Linked DNA regions of Homo sapiens: region 1 is linked to region 2. A link is a loop called in an ENCODE intact Hi-C map of the cell type or tissue named here. Cell type or tissue: K562. All regions are shown on one strand. Links, peaks and the distances in the headings refer to the core of each region. The heading gives the core; the rest is flanking DNA.

Evidence for each region. Hi-C counts contacts between places; a loop is a spot of excess contacts. Peaks named below come from ENCODE experiments on the same cell type or tissue, not always from the same donor. Only the 100,000 strongest peaks of a DNase experiment are listed, where the experiment ranks them.
Region 1: a loop joins it to region 2, with 2.4 times the contacts of the local background. A loop is called at or near these places in 2 of 110 quality-filtered maps.

Annotation. Positions count from the first base shown.
Region 1 is chr6:147,733,712-147,750,421 of GRCh38, forward strand. LOC105378044 (a long non-coding RNA gene) reads right to left here and starts at 9,586. Exons shown (of 2, transcript XR_943098.3): 1 at 9,462-9,586; 2 at 7,723-8,173. It also overlaps a transcript of SAMD5 not described here. In K562, for the core only: a CTCF peak has its summit at 8,924 (motif pointing right); no DNase peak of the experiment used is centred there.
Region 2 is chr6:147,960,872-147,977,581 of GRCh38, forward strand. No RefSeq gene overlaps it. Among named protein-coding and RNA genes, the nearest start is that of SASH1, 370 kb to the right of the region's middle. In K562, for the core only: a CTCF peak has its summit at 10,313 (motif pointing left); no DNase peak of the experiment used is centred there.

The DNA of each region.
Region 1 (16,710 bases), core at 4,756-12,755, 230 kb before region 2:
TGATTCATGTTTTCTAGGATTTAAAATTATGGAAATTCTTCAGGCAGAAAATGGGCACATATGGTTATCACAGAAAAGCTGTTTTAAAGCCAGTTTTAAGGTAAGCCGCTGAGATTTTTGCAGAGTTAAAACACTTGGCCTGTCCCTGCAGCTGGAAAAGCGCCATTCCCTCGGACAGTGTTAACTATGAGTTGAGTCAATTTCCAGTTCCTCAAAATTGGAACTAATCCTGTCCTGTTTTCTCTGTCCAAAATGGACAGGATCCGAAATAAGGAAAAATTAGGCCTTTCCATTTTATCTTAACTCATATTCACAACTAAAACTTTTGTTATTTTTCCCTATAAGATAAGTTTTTCCTTATGACATAAAATGTTTATGTTGGGATAATTGGAGAACTCTATTAAGCATCATGATAGCTTATTTATGTAAGAGTGGATTTGGTCATAATTCCATCCCTTAAGTGGTTTTAGTTTTTATGTGTTGCATTTCTTTGTAAAATCATTATGAAGGTTCTGGAAGAAATGATTAGTGAGGAAGGATCATATTTTAAGGTCTGTGTTTCATTCAGATTCCTGTAAAGTCTGTTGTTTTTTCTTTAGATTGAAAACTGACTTTACATTGACTCAGGGATCTAAGACAAAGCAGATAGTGTGTTTTTGCCTCTTTCTGTGAAGATGTCTGCTTTATGTATCCTTGCATTCACTATTAAGATTTAGAGACCCAGACCGGGCGTGGTGGCTCACGCCTGTAATCCCAGCATTCTGGGAGACCGAGGCGGGCGGATCACGAGGTCAGAAGATTGAGACCATCCTGACTAACACTGTGAAACCCCGTCTCTACTAAAAATACAAAAAATAATCCGGGCGTGTTGGGTGTCTGTAGTCCCAGCTACTCGGGAGGCTGAGGCAGGAGAATGGCGTGAACCCGGGAGGTGGAGCTTGCAGTCAGCCGAGATCGTGCCACTGCACTCCAGCCTGGGCGGCAGAGCGAGACTCCATCTAAAAAAAAAAAAAAAAAAAAAAAAAAAAAAAGATTTAGAACACAAATCAAATATCTGGATAATTAAATCCGTATTTAAAAGGCACACATAGATACTCAGTAAATGTTTTTTAAATGGATGAGAACTGCAAGTGAACTAATGGTATTTTAAGGTAAGGCACCTAGGCTGGAAGCGCTAATTTTATGACTTCTGCAAGGTATTGACTCTTAATTCCATCATGACTTGATATTGGCTGCCAAAATGATATATGTGCCTCATATCTTCTCACTAAACCACGTAATTTTTGTTTTAAAAAGCCAGCACAATCAAGAGACAGACAATTATATGAAAAGCATTTATTGATGAGAGGAGTAATGTACAATAAAAGAGCTGGTTAAATGTTTATGAAATGAAAGCCTGTTGTTTATTGAAAGATTCTTTTCTTCTTTTACTGGTTTCAGTTATTTGCAAGTTGACAAATTGTGATCAATACTCTGTTATTGGTCTGATAATTAATGGATGATGGCCTGTCTCTATGAATTGTAAATGATGGGTGCTAATTAACATTTGTTTTGATTACTTGGTATTTAGTTGTCAAAGACAGCTATTATAATGGCATAGGATGTTAGAAGAGGGTTTTTTGTTGTGGCTTTGATTGTTATCGGAAATGACTTTTTTGTGTGTGAAGAGATGCCTGATTCCTATTACTGCTCACTGTAATAGAACTATGGTAGTCTGAGAACTCATCTCAAAGCCCTAAGTATTACTAATGAATTGTAACTGTGACCTCTCAGCTTCAAGAGAGAGAGGGAAAGGATCTGTAATCAAGGGTGGAGATGGTGAGATTTCTGAATAGAAACTAAATGTGCTAAATGTAATTGATTGATATATCTCTGATTTAATCAAAATTTAAGGAATAGTGTGAAGTTTTTAAAGTTTCAGAGATCGTATCATCTATTTTACTATTTTTTTTTTTTACATCAGTCTATTCTTTTCCATTCAAGGAGGGAGTTTCACTGGGATTTTAAGACAGGCAGTTATCTGTAAATCCAGAGTCACCATTGTAGACTTGATGTATTTTTTAGAAAAACCAGATAGTTGACGTGTTTTTCAAGTTTGAAACTTCCTTATTTGTTTTCATATGTTCAAGGAGTACTACAATTAATTGGAAAGTGTGTCAACTCTGGATTTAGACAGGCTTGGCTTCAAATCCTAGCTTCAAAACCTGCTCTTTCTCAGTGCAACCTTGAGCATCATTTTAAAGGCTCTTTTCTCATCTGTAAAATGTGACTAATATTATATGTCTAGGTGGGTAGCTGTGAGGATTCATGAGATCATGTGTATTAAGGTCCTACCATAATACTTGGCACAGTTAAGAGACTGGAGGCAGGTTGGCTGTCTCCAAATCTAGGCTGTGCCACCTGCTAGCAGTGTGACATCAGGCAGATTATGCAACGTTTGTGTGTCTCTGTTTCCTCATCAGTAAAGTGAAGATAGTAGTATTATCAATCTCATTCAGTGTTGTTGCACAGACTAAGCGAGTTGATAATGTAAGGTACAAAGAACGATGCCTGCCACATAGTATGTGTTATGTGTGAAGTGTTTGCTGTAATTAGTAGTATAATGATAATAAGTTCTCAAGAAATCATAGCCATTTTACATCCTTTAATTCTTTTCTTTAAAATACTGTCAAAACTTTCTCCCTAATTTGATATGTAATGTTTGAAATATCATAAATCGAGAAAAGTCTTGCTTTCCATAATGATAATTTGTACAATTATATATAACTTATACAGATAATTTACACAGACTACATTCATTGAACAGCTACTAAGTGCAGCGTAACTCAGGAGAGTGAACATATGGACTTAGATGGGCACAGGGAAGCAAGAGATTACTATATACATGTACCAACTATTTACATAGACTTTCTTGAGAGCATGTTCTGATGGGCTTGGGCATTGGGGATGATAGTTCACAAGGCCATTTCAGATAGGCTGAAATTTTGATATTTTGACCAAGGAAAACCTAGGTATATTATATTCAAAAACGAATCTTTAAGCATGTATCTTAGCATTTAGTCTCAAAACTGGATTTCTCTTCTGTGACTTAGTTTTCATTCTTCAAGGGGCCATGATTTCCCTTGAAGATGCAAATTTTAATCTGGGGCATTGATTTAATATTGCTAACAGATAAATACTAGATGTGTTTGGAGGTATTTATATTTATTCATATTAACTACAGAATACATACCAGCCTTATTTGGGTTTTGACTTCTTTATGATTATAGTAGTGTTATTAAAAAACAAAGATAAATCAACATTTCAGTACAAATGAAAATGAGGAGATTGATTTATGATTGGGTTAACTTTGCAATGCATGTATATTATGTACATGCATATTATGTATATTATATACATTATAGTGTATTATATGTTACATATGTGTTATACTATACATACATATATAGTAATGTATTTTTTTATCAGGTTTTTTTATAATTGACAGCATGTCCCTCCCATCCTCGGGAAGGGTGAGTTTTCAGTTCCCCCTTCACCGTGCTTTTTCACTATGATTTCACTGGGCAACACTTAATTAAACTTCATTTCCTCTTTTTATGCTCCAGGTATTATTATGCCGCTACCTTCAAGAAGTAATTTGCGTGCTGTTTATTGGAGCTGTGAATTTAATCATCTCAATCCCACGCTATTACAGGATGACTATAAGAAGATGTATTGACATTTCTTTGGACACATAATTTTGCCTCCATTGTGTGTTGTTTTGCCAGAATACTGAAGGCAGTGTTTGTATGATGGCACATCCAAATAAAAAGCAGGTCCTCCTTTTGGGACAGTGATCCATTTAAGTTATTTGTTTCAGTACATATCCTTAGAACTGAAGTTTTAAAATAAGAATAATCCTGGAAAAGATGTTTAAAGTACCACAAAGTATAGGCTTGGAAAGGAAACAAAGATTGAGGGCTTTTTTTTTTTTTTTTTTTTTTTTTTTTGCCCCTGGGCTGGAATAGAGTGGAGTATTAAACATCCCAATTCTCCCAACCAGCCTCTCCCATGTTATATATATATATATTACATACACATGCACACGTTTCAAATTTCAGTCTTACAGTGTATATAAATGTATATACTTATGTTTTCTGCACAAGCCAGGACATCGGTTATTTCCTAATCTAGTCTCCAGAAGAGAAAAAAGAAAAACATACAGAAAGGAATGTATAAGTTACGGAGGATAAAGAGAGGGGTTATGATATGATCAAAACAATAACAGTTAAGATCTTTTGAGATTTTATTATTGTAACCAGTAATCAGCTGCTCACCACTCAGAGACCAAAAACATGAGAAGCAAGGCATGGTGAAAGGAAAGGAAGGCAACTTTATTGATCAAATGCTAGCAGATGGGAGATGGCCGGGCTTCTGCCTCAAAGAAGCCATCTCTGCCTTTTGGGCTGAGTGAAGGGGTTTTGGCAGGAAAAGGTATGGGAAATATATGGTAGTGGTGCAGGAAGGCGCAGGTCTGCATGTCTAGTTCCGATGTTTATCTTGAGTAATTGCCTGTTGGGTTGGTGTCATCCTGACTTGGGCCGGAGAGTGGTGAGCTAACTATTCGTACTCCTTCTAAGCGGGAGGATTCTGCCACTTGGTTTCTTTACCTGTTTCGTTTCAAAATTGGTCTCTGGAATTTCTAAGCAAGCACATAATCAGATAAGCAAGCACTGTGCGCAGAAGTTCCTGGTGTGAAAGGGAGAAATTAAGAGTTTCAAAGTATGTTTCAAGGTTGAAAGCAAGAAAGGAGAAAAATGTTTTCAAATGCATGTTGAGGCTGGAATACTTGGCTTCATTATGAGCTTGTTATTCTACATATTTTATATAAACTAGTGATTGTAGTTTTGAATATTTTCATAGCAGAGGGTGGAGTAATTGACATAGGGGCCTGAAAAATGCATCCAGATGTCTATCTGCAGGTTTTACAAACTCAGAGTTCACAAGGCTCAAACAAGGTAATGCCTGGGATGAAAAACCATAAACTGAGCTCAGAGACCTGTCTGGCCACCCCTGACTGTGGCTGACTGCCCACAGTTGGTACAGCTTCCAAGTTTTAAAGAGAAGCCATTAATCTGGATATTTATATGTGAAATCTCTTGATTTTGAATTTCTGGGAAATAATTCAAAACCTTTTCCTTGACATATTATGAAAAGCACACCACACACCCCCACCCACGAGCAGACCTCATCCTGTGGGCCACCTGCCAGTTTAAGAGAATTACAAAGTCAGCCTGGAGCCTGTGAGAAAACCCGGAGGGGCAAACTGAGATCCTTGGTGGTTTCATCAGTGGTTTCCTCGGGAGATCACCTGACCATTTAAAAGCTCTGCCTGTCTAGGATGGTGTTGGGGAAAAAGCATCACAGTAATCAAGACAGGTTTCCCTTCAGACAGAGCAGGGCAGTGTTTCTAGTTCTGTTTTCCTTGAGCCTAGTCAAACATGCACAAATCCAAAACTTGAGTGACTCTGCGCTACTAAAGCCCTGGATCCTAGTTTTATTTTTTGCCAAAGAATATTTGAATAGCAACTGACTTAATACACTATAAATAGTATCAATTTTTGGCCAAGCACAGTGGCTCACACCTGTAATCCTAGCACCTTGGGAGGCGCAGGCCGGAAGACCATTTGAGCCCAGGAGTTTGAGACCAGCCGGGCAACATAGTGAGACTTCATTTCTACCAAAAATAAAAACAAAATTAGCCAGGCGTAGTGGCATGTGCCTGTAGTCCCAGCTGCTTGGGAAGCTGAGGTGGGAAGATTGCCTGAGCCCAGGAGGTCAAGGCTGCAATGATCAGAGATCTCACCACTGCACTCCAGCCTGGGCCACAGAGTGAGACCCTGTCTCAACACAAAAACAAAAATAGTACCAATTTTTTAGATCAATGGAAAGAGATTTTTAGTACTGTCATTCTTTTTTCTGGAAAAAGAGAAAATGGGTGATTTACTAATCAAATAGATGCAAAGTCATTTTTGAATAGGCAGTTATTTATGTTTGTTATTCACATTAATTAGATACATTATTTTAAATTATTTATACTTGTTAATTTTATTTGTATTTTCTTATTTTATTTTATTTTATTTTTCCTAGATGGAGGCTTGCTCTGTCACCCAGGCTGGAGTGCAGCGGCATGATATCAGCTCACTGCAACCTCTGCCTCCCGGGTTCAAGCAATTCTCCTGTCTCAGCCCCCCAAATAGCTGGGACTATAGGCACATGCCACCACGCCCGGCCAATTTTTGTATTTTTAGTAGAGACAGAGTTTCACCATGTTGGCCAGGCTGATCTCTAACTCCTGATGTCGTGATCTGCCTGTCTCAGCCTCCCAAAGTGCTGGGATTGCAGGCATGAGCCACCACACCCGACCATTTATACTATTTTAAATTATTTACATTATCCATTATTACATTAAAGTATTTACATTTATTACATTATGACTTGCTTCATTTTTAAACTATTCCTTTGTCATGCAACGCTGCCTCTTTAAAATAAGTAAGCTACCCAGAGATACGCATCAGGAACAATAGGATGGTTCTCTACTGCTCAAATATCTGGGGGTGAGAGCTACACATGAGTATTTTGAAAAAGATTCCTATGTGATATAAAAGTGCCTTTCTGAAGATAACACTAGGCCAGATGAGCTTTAGGCTGTGTTTGAATTGATCTCCCACTACATTTCTTTCTTAAACCTAAATTTCACCACAAGTTACTTACGCATAGGATTCCAATGTGAACAGGTGCTTCATTTTAGCTAAAACAGAACTTCCTTTCAGTGAAGACATGTGCCTCCACTCCCTGTCTGTGGCACGGTGGGCTGACATTTTTGGATCACAGATCACACAGGCCTAACCTTGCCATACTATTCCTTCACCTTTCTGGAATTCAGCTCTTGCTTCAGAATATATTATCAGATGTACAAATGAAAGCAGGAAAAACGAGGCCATTCTTAAAATGCTCCTTTTTCCCTATATACCTAGTTGAATTTTTTAAATAAAAGAAATAGAAATATATAAATAAGTAAACAAGATCAAATGAATTGCATAATGTACCATGTGACCCTCCCTGTCTATATGGGAATTTTAGAATCAAGGCTAAACATACACACGAAGCTTCATTAACTTCTGACCAATCCTCTGTCTTGTTGTTTCCTAGTTAACTGCCAAAGCAGTTGGCATTACTAGGAGAAACCTGACATGACCTGAATATACAGGCTGGGATTCAAAATTGACTGTGTTAAGTGTGCTGTTTAATTTTTAAAACAAGAGACTTTTTCTTCAGGTATACATTCAAGTATTCACCATGGAATGGCGCCTCTGGTATTGTGTCTCAGGTACTTCTTGAAAGGCAAGTTAATCATGGGTTGGGTCAAAGTCCTGGTTTTACAGTAAGACATATGGACATTAGATCTACTAGAGGTAAAGACATGAAACCTTAGTTTTCAAACCAGGGGTTTGAGAAACCCAAGAATGAGCTCCCCAGAGGAAACATTTTTCTTTGCTGGGGGTCTCCAGACCGTGCCAAGTTCCTGAAGCCGTTGACATACAATGACCCTTGAACAAGCCACCCCCTCCCAGGATTCTTTGTTGCCCTGGGGGGTCTTTGATGAGATAATCATTTAAAATTTTCTTGAATTTCACATTTGTTTGCCGAGGGTCTAGGGGTTTTACTGAATTGAGCAATTACTTCAGCATGTAACATGTTGGTTTTATTAGTACTAGCATATTCTGAACTGTTGAAGTGTATCTGTTTTCAAAATATGTTGCATGCGGATTAACATAAAAAGGCAAACAGAAACAGTGCTTTCCCGTGAATGCTGGTTTTGAATGACGAGTGTGTTTGCTGTCCATGATGAAGTGCGTATGTGTTGTTGGCAGGTATCCCATGCGCCGTTTCCAAGGGTAGGAACAGTACGAGGCTTCTGATCACAACCCCACAGAAGGGAAAGTGGTTGAGTAAGAACCTTGAATATATGGAAAAACAGGTTGAGTGTGGTCTGAACCTGAGGGTAGTGTGTTACCACGAAACACAATTCTTCTTCGGGTGTGTGTGCATGGGGCCCTCCTTCTCTGCTCTTTTCTTTCACATTTTCAAAGCTCATCATGCTGCCATTTCTTTGAAGAGGTTTAGTAAGAACCTTGAATATATGGAAAAACATATTTCTTATTAGGCACCTCAAAACTAGGTCCCACCCACGTCTATTTCCCCTCTGCGTGTTTATATAAGAAATAAATAAAAAGTTTCATGATTTCTAGTTTGCAACCCATATTCAACATGCAAAGACTGACAATATTGTTGAAATATCTAAAACCTAAGAAATTATTTTAGTCAGTGACCATGGCCTGTTTGTGTCATCAATATCCTTTTAAAAAAATATGAGTTTTATATGTGCAAAAATGTAATAACAACAAAATTGTGGTAGTATTATGAAACAGTTGCAGGCTGGTTTTGTCTGGCCTAAGTCGTCTTTTGCCCTGTGCATGTTCACTAGTGTGTGTGTGTTTGTGTGTGTGTGTTGTGTGTGTTTGTGTCTGTGCTTTTTTTCCTTTACATGCAGTGGAAGTTGCCTGCTATGGGCCTCTGAGTCGCTTTGGGTGTTTGATTGTTGAATTGAAATGATTCTTTCCCTTGTACTGCAGAAATAACCAATAATAATCTTCGCGTGACCTGCGTGTTTTAAGAAAATTATCCTGGGGCTATCCTGGTAGGATATACGTACCATGCTGTTTCTGTGATATATAAAATTATTATCAGATGAAAACAAAAAATCATATCAGGAAAACATTTCATTCCTTATTTTAGAGCTAGAATGGACTTTGACTTTTCTTCATGCTTATTTATCTGAGAAAGCATTAGGTAGACTCTGAAGGAGGCATTTGCCTTTCTCCATGGGCTGAAGGGGGCAGTACTCTATCCAGTTAAGAACTAACGAAGTTGGACAGTTGGACATTGGAATGTAACAGAGGCTTCCCGAAGATTAAGATAATGAAGTTTCTCCTTGATCACCTCTGCAGGGTTTTCTAAAGGACAAATGAGCAACTAAAAATGATTTTCCCTCTTCAGGAAGGAATTAACTTCTTATTTATTATTTTCCTAAAGAAAAATTAGAAGTAGAAAAATAATAAATGATTAATTTTACTTGTTGTACATAGAGGCTATCATTGTGTGGTGCTCTCTTTATATGTGAAAGTGTATTTGAAATAAATCTTAAAATGTGGAGGTACAAGAAGGTGATTGTTCTCTAAATTGCTGTATTACTGTAAAACTAAATTTGAAGGGAATTTTTAAAGAACACCATATATTCCATTATTTTGACAACCCATCAATTTATGAAAGTAATCTGAGCACATACTTCAATTTATTAGAGATAATTGTTCTGGGAATGCTAACACCCAAGCTCAGTAAGATCAATAATAAATTTGTACCTGAATTTGGGGTTATGGTTTAACTTTAATCCAGTCCATTTACTCCTCAACTAGGCCGGGCGCAGTGGCTCACGCTTGTAATCCCAGCACTTTGGGAGGCTGAGGCAGCCGGATTACAAGGTCAGAAAATCAAGACCATCCTGGCTAACATGGTGAAACTCCGTCTCTGCTAAAAATACAAAAAATCAGCCAGGCGCGAGGGCGCCTGTAGTCCCAGCTACTCAGGGAGCTGAGGCAGGAGAATGGCGTGAACCCGGAAGGCGGAGCTTGCAGTGAGCCGAGATCGTGCCACTGCACTCCAGCCTGGGCAACAGAGCGAGACTCTGTCTCAAAAAAAAAAAAAAAGTTGTAACTACTCCTCAACTATTCACATACTATAGATTGTTTGTATTAAATATATTAAATAGGAAATTTATCTTCTAAAGTTCACTCATTTTATTTGAAGCAAATGCATATAATTTTAACTGATACTGTCTGCTTTTTCATCTCTTGAATGTCTTAACACAATATTTTATGTATTTTTATCAGATGACAATTGTTATCTCTTTAATTAATCCAGTTAACCCATCCTGCAATTAATTCACAATAGGCATTTTAGTTGTGACTCAAAGTCCCCACTTAGTAAATGTTAATTCATAAGTAATATTCATAACTGAATGCTGGAGAAAAACTGCCCAAAGATTTGGGACTTAATAGAGTCTGTCTACAGCATTCTTAACTGGCGTGGTTTATTATAAGGTGAAATTTATAAAAAGGGATTTCACAGTTAGCCCTTGAAATGGCTTTCTGGGTGGGGTTCATGTTTAGTGTTTATTAAATGCTCACTGTATATCAAGAAAGCAGAGAGGCTTAATACCCTGCTCAGAGTCACGTAACTAATGTATGGAATAGTCAAACTCAAAACCCAAGTCCAGTGCCTTTTCAGCTGTACAGCACTGACTGCAAAAATGGTTAGATCAAGTGAACATTTAATATTCTTTCAATCTTAGTTTCTAAATAGAGCTGTCTGCCTATTTACTAGCTGTGTGACCTTAGGTAAGTTACTTAACCTCTCTGAGTCTTAGACATCACATCTGTAAAAAGAAGATAATATTATTATGGTAATTAAATGAACTAATATTTGTGAAGAAATGAGAATAGTTCCTGAGACATAGTAAATGCTAAATACATACTTATCTAAGTAAAATAAATATAACTATTTCTCAAGTAAACTTTTTATACAAGGATAAAAGTGTAACAAATGTTAAGCAGAAAATTACTCTTGAGCTAAAGAAAGGAAAGTAGAATTGCTTATACTGAAAGAGAAATGATTTTTATATAGCTCACAGGATTCTGTGAGAAATTGTATCGGTGAAAACAAATGACCTAGTTTCTTCGACCAAAAAAACTACAAGGGAGAAACAAGGAAGGAAAAGGGGAAGGCTGTGGATTAAAAGAAACCCAGGCTGGGCGCGGTGGCTCATGCCTGTAATCCCAGCACTTTGGGAGGCCAAGGCGGGCGGATCACCTGAGGTCAGGAGTTTGAGACCAGCCTGGCCAACATGGTGAAAACCTGTCTCTACTAAGAATACAAAATTTAGCTGGGTGTAGTGGCACGTGCCTGTAATCCCTGCTACTTGGGAAGCTGAGGCAGGAGAATCACTTGAACCTGGAAGGCAGAGGTTGCAGTGAGCTGAGATCACACCACTGCACTCCAGCCTGGGCAACAGAGTAAGACTCTGTCTCACAATAAATAAATAAATAAATAAATAAGTAAGTAAAAGAGACCCAGCAATCACCGGGTGTGAGGTTTACTTGGATCCTACCCTAACTAAACTGTAACAAGAACAATTATAAGATGGTAGAGAAGTAGAGACGTCAATTGTATATTTGATAATATCAAGCAGTTACCATTAAAATTTTTAAGTGTGATAATAGTATTCTTGTGATTTTTAAAAACAAAATTCCTCTATTTTAGAGCTATATACACAAATATTTACAAATGAAATTACGCCTAGAATTTGATCAAAATAACTGTGTGTGCCTGTGTGTGTGTGAGTGTGACTATAGATGAAATAAGATTGTTCATGAGTGTCAAAATTGAAGCTGGGAGATGGGTATGTGAAGATTCAGTCTGCCATTCTTTCTATAATACTTTTCTATATGTTTGAAAATTTCCATAGTGAAAAAAAATTTAATGGAAAAAAATGTCTTTACTGGAAAAACTATTCTCAGAGTTCTTAACAATGATATCTGATATTTACAGAGTGCTTTAGATGAATTGTCTCAATCTTTACAACAACTTGATGAGGTAGGTCCGATTATTATACCCGTTTAACAGATGATAATATGGGCCCAATCTTTGCTCTTCAGCAGTCTGTTTTCCAGAGGGGATAGATGTATGCATCAGACAAATCTGCTCCTGAGAACTGCTGTCCATCCAGAGTGGGTAAACCAGGAGAGTGCCATTCTCACAAACAGTGTTTTCACAAAGTGCACACTGTCCAGGTGCATTACATGTTAATTACACCCATCTTGTGTCTCACTAGTGATTTAGGAGAGTAGGCCAGGCATTGTGAAAAGCTCCTGTACTAGCTGTGTGCCTCTGGGAAGGTTTCTTTCTTTCTTTTTTTTTTTTTTTTTTTGAAACAGGATTTCCCTCTATCACCCCGGCTGGACTATGGTGATGGGAACAAGGCTTACCGCAGCCTCCACCTCACAGGCTCATTACAGGCATGCACCACCACGCCTGGCTAATTTTGGTATTTTTAATAGAGACGGGGTTTCACTATCTTGGCCAGGCTGGTCTCGAACTCCTGGCCTCAAGTCATCTGCGCTTCTCGGCCTCCCAGGGTGCTGGGATTACAGGCGTGAGCCACCATATCCAGCCAGCAAGTTACTTTCTTTATCTGAGCTTCATTTCGCCTGTAAAAATTACTATTTCCATCCCTGTTTCACTGGATGGTTGTGAGGATGAGTAGTTTGAAGACAGAGACCCTTGAAGGGATCAGACGAAGAAGCTCACTCCTCTGGATCCTCGGTGCTGGGCACAGAATGAATGTTTAGAACTGTGTCTTTCATGACTGCCTCCCTCCCTTCCTCCTCTTTTGAGTGGAGTGAAAAATTTGAAGCTGTCTCCTGGGCTGCTCAGACTCCCTGAGGCCTTGGTGTCCTGTATTCAGGGATGGCTGCGAATGAGTACAACAGTGTAGGTGAAGTGACCTGGGACTTCCTTGCTACTCTGTTGTGTGTTGATTGCACACACTCATGCTAGATTATTTCTAAGGCCTTAGTGGTTCAAGTTTACAGATTTTATGGTACTTACTTTCCACTTCACTTTCATGTACTTTGTCAAGGAGAGTAATCTGTAGACTAGAAATGCCAAAATAATTAGAGTTAAAGAGGAAATCCAAGATGAGAAAGCAGTGTGAGAGAGCATACAAATTTAGTTAAAATGAGGTCAAAGGATACTGAAAAGGCTTACAGATATGTCTTCATAGCCAGTCCGATGTCTTCAAGAAACTATCATGGAAGGTCTCAGAAGACATTTAAGGAACCAAAAGTGGGCAGAGGTGGATTTCAAAAACTATGGGTTGGTACTCAATATGCACAGTGGTAGCCTGGAATACAAGGACTAGTACGTTTTACTAAACATCTCGAACGTAAAGCAGGGGTCACTAGGCGGCAGCCTGGATTTGCCAAAAATAAGGCATGCAAAAGTAGGCTCATTTTCTTTATGATGGGGTTGAGACTAGGTCATGGGCTGCAACACATGTAACTCTATCAGGATTTCAGGCGTTTAAGTAACACACCCCCTCAATCTACCCGTGAGGACCATGTTCAGTAACAGTCACAGGCTGTTAAATATCATGTCAAAAGAAAGGCCTGCTCTTCTCCTCTGGGTACCAGTGTTTTAGAGGGATGCTGACACTAAAGGTGATGTCAAGTTTGGAAATTAGGAAGTAGTTGAATGGGTCAGGGATGTTTGCTGGAAGAAAAGAATCCCTGTGGGACATGTGAGCACTGTCTCACAACATTTGAATATGAGGAAAAAGAGGTGTTTCCTTATCTATGTTTTTTGGGAAGTGCTACCGCAGGGATTGCTAGGACAACAGTGAAAAACATGGCTGGAAGTTCTGTGAGGCTGAAGTGAGTGGTCTAGGCCCTGAGGGACTGGCCCTGCAAATGGAGGGGCAGGATGTTGTTCAGGGCATGAAGGCAACAAGGTTGCTGCTGAATTAAATGGGGATGGTGAAGATGGGGGCAAACACTGTTTTGACTTCACTCAATTGAATATGATCTCTTCTAAATTTTGACTTATACCATTCTTGTAGTAATTTTGCCAAGCCGTGATTTTTTAAAACCTGTCTTTTTGTTTTTTGAGACGGGGTCTCTATCACTGAGGCTGGAGCACAGTGGCACAATCTCAGTTCACTGCAACCTCTGCCTCCCTGGCTCAAGCAATCTTTCCACCTCAGCCTCCCGTGTAGCTGGGACCACAGGCACGCGCTACCACGCCCGGCTAATTTTTTTTGTATTTTTAGTAGAGACTGGGTTTCACCATGTTCCCTAGGCCGATAAACCTGTTTTATTATCTTTATTTATCAGCCATTTGAAGGTAGAAACTCTGTTCTATTCCTTCTTGAATTCTTATAGCTGCTGCGTTGGTTGTCTTTAGTATTTTCCATTAATTTTAATACCATTTTCTGTCATTTTCAAATAGCTATTAAGTTTCCAAAAGTAATTGTTTTTTTCTGAGAAGACAAAAACCAAAGGAATCATGCTTGGATTTTGGAAAATATATCTCTCCCTACATGTTGGTGGGAACAATTCTGGCCCTTCTGACTTAGTCACAGTAGACAAGTTGTTCTTTATATATAGAGGGCAAAACCTCACTCATCAAGCCAAAGTTTCTCACCAACTCAGTTGAATACAACATGTAATTACTTAAGAGTATTATATTTTCACCTTGGTAAGTGTTCAAAAATTGCAGATTTATCCCAATTATCAAGTCTGGTTGGGAAGAGCCTTTGAAATGGAGTCCACCATGTAATGGGGGAAAAGATGTCCCTTACTCAAGGAGACCAGTCTCTTGGTATGTGTGTGGTGGAAGGGACAGACTGTGGCACATTCATCGTTCAGGAGCACAGGTCATTTGGATTAGAATCAGATTCTACCGCTAACCAGTTATCTGACCTTGGGCAAGTTACTTAAACTCTGTGCCTTAGTCTCCTCACCTGTGCCAAGGAAATAGTAATAATGCCCACCGCATATGGTGGTTGTAATGTTTGAATGACTTCTTGTATATACATACTTAGAGCAGTACATGGGTGGTAAGTACTACATAAGTGATTTTTATCATCATTATTATGCATAAGGCCAATCCAGTGGAGAAAATTTACTTGGAAAAAGAATAAAGAAAGACTAATTGTTCTCCTTCACCTCTTTGGTTCCTCTTCTGGTTTGACAGTGGGGCCACAGTTTCACTTGGAGAGAAAAAAGGGATGTATGAAAAAGAGAGAGAAGAGGAGAAAGAAAGGAAGGGAAAGATGACAGCTGATATCATGCTGTTGTTCATTTCTACCAGGAAATGAAGTCCATTGCATTGATGGACAGTAATTCCCTAAAAAAGCAAATTCTGGAGTTAATACAAACAGCCATTGGGTCATTATTATAAATTTCACTTCTGAAGCATTCAGCCAATGATAGAACCAACCCTATATATGGGTTGAACCAACCTGAATGACCCCCATAATCAGTAGTTTGATCTGGCAGTACAATTAAGTCAATGGATGCCTACTAAGGTACTCTCCGTTTATTGACTCTTGTTGATTTAAAGGCTAAGGGCCTTCTCTCTAAGTTGCATTTTGGTTAATGACATTTAATGATATTTTCATGCTAATAACCTCAACTTGCTGACATCTTGAGATGTATTTCTTTGGCTTCTATATTATAACTTTCTTTGGCTACCCAAGTTTTTGATAGGAAATGTTGTCTGTTACTGAATATTTTTTTGTTTTGTTTTTTTTTTTTTTTGAGACAGAGTCTTGATTTGTTGCCCAGGCTGGAGTACAGTGGTGTGATCTTGGCTCACTGCAACCACCACCTCCTAGTTTCAAGCGATTCTCCTGCCTCAGCCTCCCAAGTAGCTGGGATTACAGGTGCCCACCACTATGCCTGGCTAATTTTTGTATTTTTAGTAGAGATACGGTTTCACCATGTTGGCAAAGCTGGTCTTGAACTCCTGACCTCGTGGTCCACCCACCTTGGCCTCCCAGAGTGCTGGGATTACAGGTGTGAGCCGCTGTGCCCAACCTGTTAGTAATAATTTGTTGGGAGAGAAACCATCCTATAAATGTGTGGAGGACTCTTGTTGGGGATGATGTCATATTATAAGTTTTCAGTAAATATAGGTTGAATGAATAAAGGAGTACGAATCATTTCAAGCAGTTTATACCAAACCATTTGATGGAATATGACCGGGTTAGAGTGTATGATAGATGTGAATGGCAAAGAAGCCAGAGGAACCTTGAGTTGTATTCAGAGGATATATTGACTCTGAAGATAAAGGGTAGAAGAGTTAAGAGGGCATCTTGGTATTCATTTGGCACAATTAATGTGAAGAAAATTGTAACCTCCAAAAATAGAAAAGTGATTTATTCCATTCTGTTACTAAAGTAGTGTGTATATGCGCATGCGAGTGTGGTTCTAGATGTATATATACATAAAAAGCAATGAAATGAGATTTTTCTTAAATAAAACCCGCTTATTTTCATCACTGTACAAATTGTTGTCATTCAGACTTTTGATAAATTATTTCCTTTTCTCTTTCTTATTCCTTATCTGCTGAATGCATATCACACCCCTCATGAGCCAGAAACTGGTTTATTATATGATATAAAATATATCAAGGTTATTGGCACATATGGGAGCTTTCCTGTAGGAGACATAGAATTATGTGTTTTATAGAACTTCTAGAAAACACAGCCTCTACCTGCTTAGAATTTACATTTGAACATATTGAGAGATAGGTATTGTCTTAAGCAAAACCATCGCTTGACTCTAAGTGTCAACATGCATAAATAGCATATGAAATCTGCTTTAAATCACAGATGAGGTCATTGAAAATGTGCATCTTTTTAGATGAATGCAAATACAGGACAGAATTTCCTGAAAATAATGTATTTCACTTAGTTGGCTCCATATTCCCAATCTGGGTTATTATGTTATCAATTTATCCTAGTAACTCTCTTTTTCAATTAATTATTTA
Region 2 (16,710 bases), core at 5,516-13,515:
TTCTCAGTCTTAAGTATAATTCCATTTAGGGGCCCTGTTATTATATCAAAACAGAATAAAAATCTAGTTATATAGTTCAAGAGTCTTCACAATTGGGTGCTCTTTGATTGCGCATAGTGTGAACAGCTCATCTTACTAATCTTTGATTCATCTTTATCACCTAATCTTATTTTAGCATCCTGAACAGCACCTGCCTGGAAGTGACTGCAACAATTCCAGTTGTATTAACAGTACTAGGACTATACGCAGATAATTTTATAACTGGGCAGGGTCTCTTACAGTGAAGACAGCTTCAGCTCCAAGAGTTTCAATGTCTCAGTGAACACGTTGCATGTAAGTTTAGATGCATTCTTCAGTCACCAACGCTACAGGAATACCTACACCAACACTATATTTCTATTCTTATATCAACACTGTAAGAATTCATTAGATATAATAAATAAAGAGCAAATGACTCAAAAGAATGAATGTATTGCAGCTCCCCATTAGGTAAGCTTCCTAAGAACAGGCAATATATTTCTTTAACACCCTTTAATAGTACAAATATAAAGGAAGGAAGTAGAGCATAGTCCTAAATAGGAGGCACTCAAGTATCTTGGCTGTCTTTGTTTTTCAAAAAATCATTGATGGTGGATTTTTCTGCGTCCAACTCTGCTTAAGTGAAACACTCAGAAATCACAAACTTGGCTGTAGTTTCTCAAAGGAGTTACTAATTCCTCTCTAAAAAAAAAACCACACACATCAAAACAGATTCAGAATGATTAAAGTGCTTTATAATCTCTTGGGGACTATTCACTTGTAATTTGTTATTTCTTGGACTGTCAAAGGCAGCTTTTATGAATGGGGAATGATTGTTATTTACAGCCTTATTTGCTTTTGATAGAGGCTTATGCGCTGCCAAGGTTACCCAGGCTTTGAGAAGGAAGAAGATTCACTTTCCCTTTTTTTAGATGAGTGGTTTGTTGAGTTTGATATAAAGTAGAAAAGACTCTTTTTGCTGTATTAGTAAAAAGAGAAAAATGGAAGAGAAACTTGGAAGGTATTCACATCAAGTGTAATGAAATACTGATTATGTCATCACATTAATTTGTGTAATGTAGGCTGCCAATATAAAGAATTCAATGCTACTGGTAGAATTTTTAGCCTGAATTAGTTGATGTTTCTCTTGCAGTCTGTGTTATGGATTAAATCTCAGATTTAAAAAAAAAATAAAGGAAAACAGGAAATATTCAACAAATATTTTGAACAGAACTGAGAAAATAATTTCCATTCATACAGGTAGGCATACCAATTCACAAATGCAACCCATCTCTTAATTGTACGGAGCTACAGAATTCCTCTTGCCATTGAACTTGACTTCTTCCTCATATAGTTTGAAAATACGTACATTCAAGGCCGGTATTATTGGTGTCTGCAGGTTCCTGTGCTGCTTCCACACAGCAGTGAGGCTGTTTAGTGCCTGAGAAGTTGCCTCGCTACAATATAAAAATTCATTTAGAAGCTCTAGATAAAAACTTAATTAAAAGGTTATGGAAACAAAAGCACCATGTACGAGGCCTTACAACTTGCTAAGCTCTGGTTCTGCTGAGCCACCAGAGGCAATGAATTCTGCAGGTACTGGGCCTCATCTGTGAAAAATGCCTGGCTGCCAGCAATAGACATTCTTGGCCATAATGAGAAACCGAGGAGGGAAAGCTTGTCTTCTTATGAATTAGCTACTGAGCAACTACTGCCTCGTGTATCAAGACCCCCTTCTGGAATTTCACCTGAAATATGCTCCTAACATGAAGGCCATGAGAAATATGAGAGGCTTTTAAAGCTCCAGCTTGGGGTCTCCTATTGAGAAGTCAAGCTGTGCAAAGCTGTTTGTGCACTGCCATGTCTCAAACATATGCAGACTTGTGATCTGCTTTTTCTTCTCCTTAATAATATACAAGTCTAGCTAAAATCCAGTTTTTATGTTTCACACCATCATCTCAAAATGTAAATAAAAAGGATGCTTCCCAACCAACAGTTTCTCCAGCTGTCGTGGAGATGTCATTTATTGAGTTACTGTGCGGGGTCAGGCACCTAATTTGTGCTCAGTAAATAAAGTTGAATAGAAGAATACATGTTCATGAAGTGGGTGCTATTGTTCCTTGAACTAAAGAGGTAAAGTAACATACCCAAAGTCACACCCACAATGTGACGTCAGAATGCATCTTCTTAAGCAGTGCAGACTCTACTAGTCCCAAAAGACCTTGATTTTCTCTGAATCAAACCAACTGGATTCTTTTTATCTAGGGTGGTTCTAGATTTTGCGGGGCCTAAATCTCGAACCATCCAAGGTGGTACTAGATTTTGTCGGGTTCTACATTTTGTGAGGTCTCAAGCTGATACAATTTGAGAGACCCTCTTTAAGAAAAAGAATACAAAATCAGGCATATGCAATTCTCAACAGGGCCTTGGAGAGAGCTCAGTGCAAGCAATGGGCCCCAAAGCTTAAGCTGCTTTGGTTTCGTGGTAAACCCTACCCTTTTCTCCTCATTCTGCCTTGGCTTCCATCTTCAGAGTGGTACTTCCTTAGAAACAGCCACTGTGGAGTCAGGGAGATAACCCACTGGTTCATGTAAACACATAATATTTTGACCTAAGTCTTGGTTCATCTTCTTACAGCAGTTTCCCCCTAAATTCTATGTGGAAAGAAAGCTTGCAAGATAGATTTTTCTCTAAGAACTCAGAAAAATCTCTCTTGTGAGGTACTTGGAATACAAGGACATGATTATTGGCCTCAAGTGTCTCACAATCTATAAGGGTAGACAGACATGTTAACAGCTATCATCCAGTGTGATAAATGCTGTAAGACAAGAGTGCATAAAGTGTTCCAGTGGTCCCATCTGTTTTTAGAGATTGGCCTCTGACTCTGCCATCTCAATGAAGCCTTCTCATACTTTTCTGTCTCTCACTGATCTCCTCTGAAGTGATGAGACACTTTGGATCTGTACTGAAGGAACACGTAACAACTTGAGCAGTCCAGCCTGATCTTCCCATCTAGACTGAAAGCTCCTTGAAAGTGGGTGGTCTACCTGTCTCCACGGGCTCTATAGGGTAGGCACTCAATAACTTTCTGACTGAGTGAATGACTGAACCACTGATGGGTGGACGTCGATGGAGGATGGCACTCTTTCTGAATGATGTCATCTAAAGGCCAGTCCACAGAAGCCATCATTGAGCATGGAAACTGTGGGGTTTTTTTTTTGTTGTTTTTTTTTTTGAGATGGAGTTTCCCTCTTGTTGCCCAAGCTGGAGTGCAATGGCATGATCTTGGCTCACTGCAACCCCCGCCTCCCAGGTTCAAGCGATTCTCCTGCCTTAGCCTCCAGAGTAGCTGGGATTACAGGCACCCACCACCATGCCCAGCTAATTTTTGTATTTTTAGTAGAGACGGGGTTTCACCATATTGGCCAGCCTGGTCTCGAACTCCTGACCTTGTGATCCACCCAACTCGGCTTCCCAAAGTGCTGGGATTACAGGCATGAGCCACCGTGTCTGGCGGTAAAACTTTTTAAAAATTTTTTAACTCTACATTTTAGTGTGCTCTTGAGAGGTAGGAACATTTGATGTTTTATCCCAAAAGGGGATTCACAAAATTAATTTTCTCTATATATGTTTTTTAATTGAGGTAAAATTCATAAGACATAAAATTAATCATTTTAAAGTGAAAAATTTGGTAGCATTAAGTACATTCATAATGTTGTACAACAACCCCCTCTATCTTGTTCCAAAATATTTTCATAACCCCAAAAGGAAACCTATACCCCTTAAGCAGTCACTATCCATTTCTTCATCTCCCCAGTCCCTGGCAACCATTAATCTGATTTCTATCTGTATGGAATTACTTATTCTGGATATTTTATATAACTGGAATCAAACAATATATGACCTATAGTGTTTAACTTCTTTCACTTAGCATAATGTTTTCAAGGCTTATCCAGGTTAGAGTATGTATCATTACTTCATTCCTTTTATGGGTGAATAATATTCCACTGTGATAGACCACAATGTGTTGATCAGTTCATCCACTAACAGACACTTGGGTTGTTTCCTTATTTTGGCTATGTGAATAATGCTAATATGATCATACATGTGTGATCAATTTGTTTGAGTCTCTGTTTTCAGTGCTTTGGGGTATAGATCTAAGAGTGGAATTTCTGGATCATATGGTAATTCCATGTTTAACTTTTTGAGGAGCTGGTGAACTATTTTCCATGGCAGCTGTACCATTTTACATCCCCACCAACAATGTACGAGGGCCCCGATTTCTCCATATCCAATACTTATTATTTTTTTAAATTAATATTATAGACACTCTACTGAAATGGAGGTAAATTTTATGTTCCAATTATTACCCTCACTTTTCTAAATATATTCAATAGCCCTACGGGTTGATTCATATTCCATTTCCACTTTTCAATTTGAGTCCCAGAGTCTCAGAACCTGGTTGTTTTAAAACATTTGCTAAGTGTGGTGATTCATCAAGGATCTACAACCAGAAATACCATTTGACCCAGCAATCCCGTTACTGGGTATATACCCAAGGGATTATAAATTATTCTGCTATAAAGACACATGCACATGTATATTTATTGCAGCACTGTTCGCAATAGCAAAGACTTGGAACCAACCCAAATATCCATCAATGATAGACTGGATAAAGAAAATGTGGCACATATACACCATGGAATACTACGCAGCCATAAAAAAGGATGAGTTCATGTCCTTTGCAGGGACATGGATGAAGCTGGAAACCATCATTCTCAGAAAACTAACACAGGAATAGAAAACCAAACACCGCATGTTCTCACTCATAAGTGGGAGTTGAACAATAAGAACACATGGACACAGGGAGGGGATCATCACACACCAGGGCCTGTAGGGGGCTGGGGGGCTGAGGGGGATAGCATTAGGAGAAATACCTAATGTAGATGATGGGTTGATGGGTGTAGCAAACCACCATGGCACGTGTATACCTAGGTAACAAACCTGCATGTTCTGAACATGTATCCCAGAACTTAAAGTATAATAATAATTTAAAAAAATTTGCTAAGAATCACTAAGACCATGTAACATTGTCTATAAATGAAATATTCTCAGGATGGAGCATCAGGAGATAGAGATCAGTCAAATAAAGAAGGATGCTCAGCTGATCAATCTCCCTAAAAGTAAATGTTAAAGAAATTTCAAAATTTTACCCAGCAAAAGTGAAGACTTATAGGTAAATTTCATTTCAGTTATTTAATTTAGTCTTCATATTTTTAGACTACTCCGAAAAGTAGATTTCTAGAAGTAGATTAAAAAACAAACACAACAGCATGTTGATTATCTGAATTACATTTTATCCTCAGCAAAACTTACTTTGTTGTTATTGGCTAATTTTCTTAATCAAATATTTAGGTATCTTACACCCCTTGACTTCTATTTTTCACATGTAGAAGGTAACATTTGAAGATCAGACATTCCAGTTGCATTCTTTTTTGGAGTTTGTGTTTGAGAGGCTACTAATCTGAGAGCTGGGCTGCAGGAAACTCTGAAGGAAGATGAGGATGTGCACAGCGGGCCACTCCCTTGACTTACTTTTATAAATTATAAACTTACAGAACTTTGGACTTGTAAAGAAGTTTGAGGCTTTTTTTGGTTTTTGTTTTGTTTTAGACAGTCTCATTCTGTCGCCCAGCCTGGAGTGCAGTGGCGTGATCTCGGCTCACTGCAGCCTCCGCCTCCCGGGCTGAAGTGATTCTCCTGCCCCAGCCTCCCCAAGTAGCTGGGATTACAGGTGCCCCCCATCATGCCCAGCTACTTTTTTTGTATTTTTAGTAGAGACAGGGTTTCGCCATGTTGGCCAGGCTGGTCTTGAACTCCTGACCTCAGGTGATCTACCTGCCTCGTCCTCCCAAACTGCTGGGATTACAGGCATGAGCCACCATGCCCAGCCTGTAAAGAAGCTTTGATGTCAGTGATTTTAAAACAGATCTTTCAGAAGAACCTCTCCCGTACTATTTTTTTCCAAAATAAATACTATGCAGACATAAGACAATACATTAGACAAACAAGCAGAAACAAAACAGCAACCAAAACCTCAACAACAAACAGAAGTGGAACTGCTCTGGTTAGTCAGGAGTGGGGGCTTGGAGCCCTCATACTACTGAGCAGTGTCTGACTGTCCTAATCTATGTGACCCCCAAGGCATTCGTGGTTCCTTCTCAGATGCTGCAGAACACAATCTGGAAAGCTCTGATCTAGTTCATGGCCCTCTCTCTGCTATGGAAGATTCCAGCTGCTGCTTGAACCATGTAACTGACAAGGAGCTCACTCCCTTTGGAGGTATCGTATTCCATTTGTGAACAAGTCCAAATGTTAGAAAGAAATTGGACACGTTGATGCAAACCTTTGTCCCTGTAACTTTAATCTGTTAGTTCTTATCTCACCTTTTGGAACTCTAAATCTCTTTTCCACATGACAGCACTTCAGGTGTGCTGTCTCCTTTTTTAGTTGACATATCCCCAGTTATTTCCACCTCTGCAGACATGACATAGTTCCCAGACCTTTGCTGCCTTCATCACTCTTGTCTGGAATGCCTCCGGATGTCCTGGACCATTTATTCCGGGTGTGGACTGACCAGTGTTGAATACAGAGGACCTTCTTCCCCTGCATTTTTCTTTTTTTTTTTTTTTTGAGACAGAGTCTCGCTCTTGTTGCCCAGGCTGGAGTGCGGTGGTGCGATCTTGGCTCACTGTAATCTCTGCCTCCTGGGTTCAAGCAATTCTCCTACCTCAGCCTCCTGAGTAGCTGGCATTACAGGCATGCGCCACCATGACCGGCTAATTTTTGTATTTTTAGTAGATACGGGGTTTTGCTGTGTTGGCCAGGCTGGTCTCAAACTCCCGGCTTCAGGTGATCTGCCCACCTCAGCCTCCCAAAGTGCTGGGATTACAGGTGTGAGCCACTGTGCCTGGCCTTCCCTGCCTGGACTTCCACCAAAGAACCTGAAGCCTGGATGTTTTTTGGCAGCCCAGGTTCACCATTAGCATGAATGAAACTTGCAATCAACAAAAGCCAGATCTTTTCCACGTGAACTGATGATTATCCAGTCAACTTAAACCTCTAAAAGGTTATGTTTGGAAGTGAATCCGTAGAATATTCAGTCTGGAAAATAATTACCTATATACACCATAATGCATTTAGAATGTAAATTTCTTTTTCAGTTATCTACTATTGAGGATTATCCATGGTTTGGCCATCCTATGAGAATAAAATAAAGTGAGAAGTGGCAGATTTTTTCTGTACAACAACTATATAAAGGATATTTAAATAAAATCCTTAATAAATAATACAAGAGACATAAATAAACATATCCCAGAAAGCCTAATGGTGTAGTGCAAATCCCTTTTTTCCATTCTTTTGGATTTTTCAGGCTCTTATGACTTGTCTAATCACATGTTAGCATCAATAGTAATGATGCTTATCTTTTTATTATATAGTTTTTCTAGGTTACCAAAGTGCTTTGATAAACATTACTGCATTAAGTTTCCCATAATCCTCTGAGATAGGTCAGGCAGGTACAGTTAATCTCCTTTTTCATGTAAGACAACTGAGGCCCAGAGACAGGGCATAATGCATAAAAGGTTGCCCAGCCAGGGATGACAGTGTGACCGTACATCCCAGTTTGCCTCAAACAATCCCAGTTTATACAGGTTGACCTGGTCGGTGAACTTTTTTTTAGCAATCTGGTTGGTGAACTTTTTTTTGGAAAAAACTAGATATCTGGATTTGGACAATAACTAGAATGATGCTCTTAAGTAAGGACTCACGCTGAACTGCACCGCCTCTTCCCTCTGCTCTGTGCTCCCTTGCATCCACACGTGCCAGTGGTGAAAAGTTCATTCAGAGAACTCAGGTTACATTTTCTTCATAGTCTTTGGCATCAGAAAACGGTCTCAACCCAGGGGCAATTTGTCTTAAATGACTTCCACTGCTGACATGTCTGACCCAAAACGTCCCTCCATATGGAGCTCTGAGTAGACAAACTATTTCTTTTTTTTTTAATTTAATTTTTTAATTATACTTTAAGTTCTGGGATACATGTGCAGAACATGCAGGTTTGTTACATAGATATACACATGCTATGGTGGTTTGCTGCACCCATCAACTGGTCATCTACATTAGGTATTTCTCCTAATGCTATCCCCCTCAGCCCCCCAGCCCCCAACAGGCCCTGGTGTGTGATGTTCCCCTCTCTGTGTCCATGTGTTCTCATTTTTCAACTCCCACTTATGAGTGAGAACATGTGGTGTTTGGTTTTCTGTTCTTGTATTAGTTTGCTGAGAATGATGGTTTCCAGCTTCATCCATGTCCCTGTAAACACATGAACTCATCTTGTTTTATGGCTGCATGGTATTCCATGGTGTATACGTGCCATATTTTCCTTATCCAGTCTCTCATTGATGGATATTTGGGTTGGTTCCAAGTCTTTGCTATTGTGAACAGTGCTGCAATAAATATACATGTGCATGTGTCTTTACAGTAGAATGATTTATAATCCTTTGGGTATATACCCAGTAATGGGTCAAATGGTATTTATGGTTCTAGATCCTTGAGGAATCACCACACTGTTTTCCACAATGATGGAACTAATTTACACTCCCACCAACAGTATAAAAGTGTTCCTATTTCTCCACATCCTCTTCAGCATCTGTTGTTTCCTGACTTTTTAATGATCACATTCTAACTGGCATGAGATGGTATCTCATTGTGGTTTTGGTTTATTTCTGTAATGACCAGTGATGATAAGCTTTTTTTCATATGTTTGTTGGCCACATAAATGTGTTCTTTTGAGAAGTGGTATACAAACTATTTCTAAGCAGTCAGGTGATGAAAAGAGGATCTACCGATATGTTTTACAGTCCTAGAAGGTATCTGGAGTCAGGATAAAGCAAAGTCTAAACCATGGGTTTAAGAGGCCAGAGCTGGATAATTGTAGTTCTTTCCTTATGTGAAAATTTGAAAGCTGAGTGATCTGCAAATGATGGGAAATTAGTTTAAAAGCAGAAAAATAGAGTTCTTCTCTCATCTTTTCTCAGCAATTTCTATAAGCCAAAAAAATTGTAGGTTTTTCAAGATGTGTTTTGAAAGATATTAGGATTCATAAAAGATTATTATGTGCACATATAGTAAATGAGATGAAGTTCTATTCTGTGGTCATTCATAAATGTTTAGTGACACGCCCTGCACTGTCAGGACCTAGTTAATAGAAGCTATAAAAAGCAGCAATCCACAAAAACACTTTTGGGATATTTTGTGTGTTTTGTGAAGAATTTTTCATGTGGGTTTTGATTGCCTCATTGAGATGACCATAGTAATATGAACAAGAAACAATATTTTGTACATAACGTACACTGGGAATCTAATCAAAGCATTTGAAAAGATAGTGACAATAATAAATGTAAACTATTAATATTATTGTTTGGGACATCTGTCAAACTGTATTTGGCCTCATACTTCCCTCATTGGAACATTTGAGCCCTCATCAATCACACATCATTCCCAAAGGCAACAAATCATAATGGCTATTTCTCCTTTAGGACAAGGCTAAGCTTAAAGAATTTAAGTCCTGCCAGTGGCAGTAAGACTAAGTGCTAACAGGGGAAAGATATAAAGAGTTTTTTTTTCTTTTTGTTAGGAGCATTAAAAACAGTCACCAAACCATTGATTTTGATTTAACAGCTTACAAAGCTTCATTAAAAAGATTTTATATGTTTTCCTTTTCAATTCCCAACAATGAAAAGAACTTACTTATTATTAAATCTGTATTTTGTACAGACTTCTTCCTTATATTTCCAAGAAATAATTTTATATATGTATATGTATGTGCATGATTGTTTGTTCCTGTCTTTTTTATTCCTCATAGTATAATTGTAGAGTTTATCTTTAGTCCAAAAACTAGATAAAATCTTATCAAGGTAATTTAACTAATTCCTCGACTCCCTTTGGGACATTATCAAGACATTTGAGACTTATATGAACCTAAACCTTACAGACAAGCATTACCTCATACCTTATAGCCACACCTAGGTCTAAACATTGTAGACATACCTAGGCCTACACTTTATGGACACATATTGGCTTGCAGCTTTTAGGCCCTTAGAAGCTGATCTTTGATAGATATATATAGATCTATAACCATGTACATAGACTTCTAGGGGCCTATACCTTAGAGACATGTATAGGACTTTACCTTATATACACATATAAGCCTGTAGCTTGGAGCCACCTAGAGGCCTAGACATATAGAAAGGACCAAAATTCCTTGATGAACATTTTAAGGGCTAAGCATGCACCGTTGAGATGTTCTTATAATCACAGACTTTTCCAACTTAAAGGTTCAACATCCTAGGATCTCTCTCCCTCTGAATATTTGATGGACAAGGAAATTGAGACTCCAGGTGATTTGCATTAAGCTTGCAGATTTGATGATCAAGGACAACTCTTAAGTGTTCTGATTCTAGGCCAGTACCTATGCTCTAAGAGCATAACCACAGCTGTTCTTTGAATACAGAATGTACAGACATTCTGACCTCAGCATAATATGCTAGATTTGGAACCTGATTGGTGCAATAAATATGAGTAGATAAATTGATCTTATTCATAAGTTGAAATTCATATATTGAAATCCTAATACCCAAAGTGATGGTATTGGGAGATGGGGTCTTTGGAAGGTGTTTAGGTCATGAAGATAGAGCCCTTATTAATGGGATTAATTCTCTTATAAAGGAGACCTCCTTGCCCCTTCTGCCATGTAAAGACATAGTGAAAACGATGACTGTTTACGAAACAGTAAGTGAGAGCTCACCAGATACTGAATCTGCCTTGATTTTGGACTTCCCAGCCTCCAGAGCTATGAGAAATAAATCTACTGTTCATGAGCTACATAGTTTATGGTATTTTTTATAGCAGACAGAACAGACTAAGAACAAACCATTATTGAGCAACCTTTTTTATTTCTAAACCTCCCTCATGTTATGTTCCTTTATATGTAGATATCTAAAAACCTACCCCAGTGTCAAAATGGAGTCTCTTAAGATAGCCCAAGGCATTCTGATATTTTTGCAGTTAATACATTTCATTTAAAACATCACTGAGGCAGATTGTTGTCAGCTTGTAATTTATTTAAATTGGTGTTAGTTTCATTTCCATTTCTGTGGTCTCTGGCTTAGCATTTCAGAGGCAGAAAGCGAATCTGAGTTCAGAAAATGCCATATTTGCTTTTGGAAACATATGTTAAATCTTGCAAGGCCTATAAGTAATGACTGATTTCAAAATTAAAAATAAATAAAGAAACCCAATGGCAAGGCAGGTACCTTATTTTCAAATAAGAAGGTGAACATTTTTAGAAGGGCTGTCTTGGATATTGGAAACTGCCAAGCAGGCCAGTGCAGTCTGGGGCTAGCATGAAGTATTGATTCAGATGTCATAATTAAATGAGCCTGAGACTGAGCTCAGATAGACACTCTTTGGAAAGATGGATAAAGAGTCAGGAAGAGATATGAGTTAGAGTCTCTTTCCCTAATAGTACTTGTCAGAATTTCAAGGGTGAGAGGTTCTATCAATTGGAACAAGAACGGCGTGGGTGTGATGGGATTTGGCACCTTATCAATTCTCTCCCTTCTAAGAGAACATGTGTGACATCTGTGATTTATTTCTGATCTACCAGTCTGGTGAGCATGAGTCTTGAGTTTGCTGCCAAATTACTGCACTCGTCTACATGCTAAAAGGCTGCTGTCACATTTAAGACTGTCAGAAATTCAGATCCTTCCCATGGGTGATCCCAGAGAGCACACAGAATAGGGACTTACTTTTTGCTTGTGGCGAGCCACGTGTGGGAGTTATGTTGTTACCAATCAACTTACATTAATCATGTTAGCTTTTCCCACCTCAACATCTGCATATATGATTAAAACAATATTATTGCCATATCAATGGAAATATAAAACATGAAATAAATTCTCCTATAATCTTACCACCCTGACATAAATGCTACCTTCACAGCCTCTGTTCATATGTACTCTGTAACATTATATTAACTTTTAGAAAACTTTTTCTGATCAACAGCAATTTATCCCATAGGGAGATATCTTCAAAATTGAGGAGGAGGACATTCTTAGTTGAATATGAAAAAAGAAGAGCACTCTAAAATCTATGGCACATCATGGGGAGGAAATAAATTAGATTGCAACAGCTTCTGAAAGGGACACACATTTTCCTTATCGCTAGTGTGGCTCTTGGAAGGTCTTTCATTTGCCAGCCAACTCTATATGGATTAGGTCCTCTGATCTTTACATCCTCACCCTCAAAGGAAAGAAGCAGGTGATGATATAAGCATATAGGGCATCAGTGATATTTTATATTTTTCTTTAAATGCCACCTCTTCCCAGGTCCGTAGCAGGGAGAGATATCATTTAAAGTTGACACCGCAGTTCCTCTGGCCACTGAATCATGACCTTCTGACCTGGGAGCTAGCCTGAATCTATAGGATTTATCAAGAAGACCTTAATATTGCAGAATGGCAGTCCTCACCAATCATTTGTTCACCATCTCTCTTTTCTTGTTCTATCCTCATTATTAGAAGAGTCATTATTTTAAGCCATTCAGTTGCCTCAGGAACTGTAAAGTAACCCTAGTGATAATTCTCCATGGCACTTAGAACCACATAGTGTTCCCCTGATCATTTGGCCTAACTTACTCAGAAAATGAAATTTACAAATTTTTTTGATTCCCAAGGTTTTGCGCTACAAAGGCTGTTGCCATCTGTTTTCTTGTCTAAGAATTGTAATCAAACTGGAAAACCACCAGGATGTATTTTATTTATTGACAGGCTAACCTCCTGCATATTTATAAGATGTAGGTTACGAATGTGTGCAAACTGACCAAAAATGTGATATAAACTGTTTTATATGGTGGGAAGTGCTCACATTTTTTTTAGAATTCTAAAACTGGAGAGACTCTTAGTTATTCTATTGCCCAACTCCCTAATCCGACAAATAAGGAACAGGAGGCTCCAAAAGGTTATCAGCCCAGAATCTGAGACTTCAAGCAGTGTAGCACAGGCTTTGAAGTCAAAAGCCCTGGCGTGAACCACTGATTTGTCTCATACTTAATCCTTGGAAATCCGTGAGCAATTTACTCAGCTTCTCTCTATAGCTTTGTGTCCTCAGCTGTAAAATGGAGAGGAGATACCTGTTCCAAAGTTGTCGGGAGGATTAAATGAGATAAGTTAACAAAATGCTGAGCCCACCATTCCTGGCACATTTTGGTTGGTGGAAGCTACTCTTTAATCAATGGAAATGATTCTTTATGTTGGAGGTGGCCACAAAGAGAGATTCCATCCCCAAGACTGGAAGTCACACGTCCCTTTTTTGTAGGGAAAAGACAGTCTGTTTTGAAGGAACACCACCTTGGAGGAAAGCTTATTCCTGTAGTATTTGGACTTTCATCCTCATATCGAGATATGAGAAAATTGTTTTGTTCATTTATACAATCCCTGCTGGAAAGTGTTGCCAGAAATAAACAAGCTCTCAGGAGCAAATGATTCATTTCTCATCTACTCAGATGACATCTGGTTTAAGTGTGATGAATACATGCTTGTTTAAATCATGTGGTGACGGTGATGCTATCTGACAGAAATGTGTGCAAATATTTGGGGAATCCCTTAAGTGCCTGCTACCAAAGGGTGAGCTTATTTAACAGGGGGAAAAGCACAAACTTCAGTCTATCAAATCAATGCTTGCATCCATTTCCTAAGGCTATAAGATTTGGAGCTACAGCGGTCGCTCTATTTGAAGAGTAGGTGGCTATTTTGACATTAAATGTAGATGCCACTAGCAGCATGAGGATGTGAAACAAATGCTCAATGGTCACTGGGACATTTAGGAAATAGCCTTTGAATAAAAGAAATGTCAAGTGACCCTACATGTTTGAATGGACTTCAGTACATTTAATGGTTTGGTTATTGTTTTTATTACCTTCACAGTTATTCATTTAATAGTGTTTAGTGGATTGTGCTAAGCCAAACACAGAACACCGAGGAGGAAATGGAAGATGTGTGTCTGCCAGGGGACTTCACATGGCCACAGGGGAAATAATCAGTCTTAACATAATGCTTGATTATTCAGATCCACACGGGACAGATGTGGCACATCCTGAAAAATGCATGGGCATTATCAGCTATTTTGAATTGTTCTTGCCAAGCCCACTCTTCCTATCCTGAATAACCTGAGAATTAGCAGTATTTAACTGAAATGTATTGAGAGTCATTTGTCTGAAGGGAATTTAAATTATATATAGAAATTCTAAGTTATCTGAATATTGAAAGTTGAAGGCTTATGCATAATGCACAACAATTGCTCGCTGAGTTAGGAATAAACATTTACATGGAGAAAATCGTGTGAAACATGGCAAAGCATAAGGAATGCACGCTCGATATACAGCCCATTTAATAATATATGCAAAAAAAGAAAGAACAACTATCTGTTTTATGCAGGCCATCAGTAGCTACTATTTGTGTAGCACTTTACAGTTTTTAAAATACTTTCCATGATTTATATCATGTGAGATGATGATCCTATTTTACACCAGGCAATTAATAATATTTTTCAACAATATAATTGGCATCTCAAATACATAGTTGTTTTCCTGAAATATCAATAAATAAAACCAATTTTATGAGGCATTTATATAAAGTAGCCCCCAAATGTTTCATAATAATTGATTTTTACATATGAAGCCTATTATCTCTGTCATTATATTTTCTTCAAGTGATTTGTTGCTAATTTATGTTTGGAATGATGGGGAGGTCTATAGACAGCATTGAAGTGGGCATTTTATCGTGGAACCAAAAATATACCAGTTTATCACATATTTCAGAATTTTTCAAGCGTGTCCTTAAGCATTAATGGTAATAGAGTAAATGTGCAGTGAGCAGAAATCATCTCTGCTCAAATGAGAATGAGCTTCAGTTAATGGGAAGAGGTTTGGTGATTGTAGGTTGGAACAGCGTCTTTGAATACCTTCACCAGACTAGATTTTATAAGAGTACAAAATGCAGAGGAGTGCATATAAATATGTGGATGTGTGTGTGCATGTGCTTGTAGGGTGCATAGAATAAAAACTGGAAGGGTACACACAACTGACGAGGAACTCTCTGGGAAGTGCAGTGTAAATGGGAAGGTGATGGAAAGGGATTTTTTTTTTTACTCCATATACTTCTATATTATTTCAATGATTTTTGCAATGAGAATATATTCATTTACTACTTTTGTAAAAATTTTAAAAATAAGCCTAAAATGCACCATGATGCCGAGAATTAAAAATGGACCAATCTGGTCACATCTGCTTTTTTTTGTTTATTGGCTTGTAAAGGAATTTTCTGGTTTTTCCTCAGATAGATGTGGTTCCGAGCATCTAGGGATGGAGACTCTCCATTTTTGGCCTTTCTTATCTCATTTGCTGTATTTCTGTTCAGTGGTGTGCTATTAACTGTTGAACAGCTGGATCCTGGGATAAGAAGGAAGATCCAATTTGTAGCATTTGCTGATACCTGTGGTGTAAATATTTTCAAAGTAGCCAATTTTCAACTACCAATCTGATGTCAAGCAGCTCACAAAATCTCTAGAAATTGTCAATTGGCTGTCATTCCAGTGGCTCAAATCGTGGTGTCTAACGCCTTGATTCTCCTCCAAAAGGATGCTCTTTTGGACTGAGTATCAGATTTCTGAAAACCTATACTGTTAGAAGGGAAGGTTCAGGACAGAGAAAGAGGAAGATTCGTTGGATAATTCTTTAGCCAACCAAGAGTGGAACTGGAGGCCCGAAGGCTGAGTCTTCCAGAGCCTACCACCAGATTGAAGTGGCAGCTGCCAGTCTTCCCACAGTGCCAACGGGCACATTCCCAACCCAGTAGTGCCAATATAGAAGAAAGTAGGCCTCAAGTTCTTCATTTATAAAATGGAAATAATAATTCAATGAAAGGCTAAGAACTATAAATCACTTAGAAAAAAAGTGTTATATTTAAATATTTGCACCCAAAGATGTTTTCTTCTTCAAATCAACACTTCTGAAAGCTTTCCAACTTTCTCCAAATGGAGCATAGTATGATTCTACAGCTTTGTGTTCTCGTTCCGATCAATTCTAAAACAATCTTAAGTCAATCTTAGAGACAAGGAAGGGTATTCTCTGGACCTCTAAACAGCTTCCTCTTTCAAGGCAGGTTACACTAAAGGACAAGCTAGCCTAACAGTGTGCTTTTGGCATAGCCTGGTCAAGGACAACTAGGGGTTTTGACTTAATTAAGATAAGGCTTCTTTCAAGTGACTGCTTGGAAGTCAACAGAGGAGACTTGGGGTAGATCTCATCTTCGTGCTCAAAGGGCAGAAGCTGAGAGCAAAGAATGGTGTTTGAGGCTTTTGGCAATAAGGGATTGAATGATGAGAACTTTTTGCCCTGTCCCCGACCCATAGATGAGAGGAGGATGCTTATTTCTATGTGACGCCAACCTGTAGCAAGTGGGAATATGTAGACCGATTTCATCTACAACCAGGGAAGTGGCTGATTGACTACAAATTAGACATCTTGATGTCAGTAGAGGTTATTTAAGTGATACAGACTAAGAAAAGCACATTG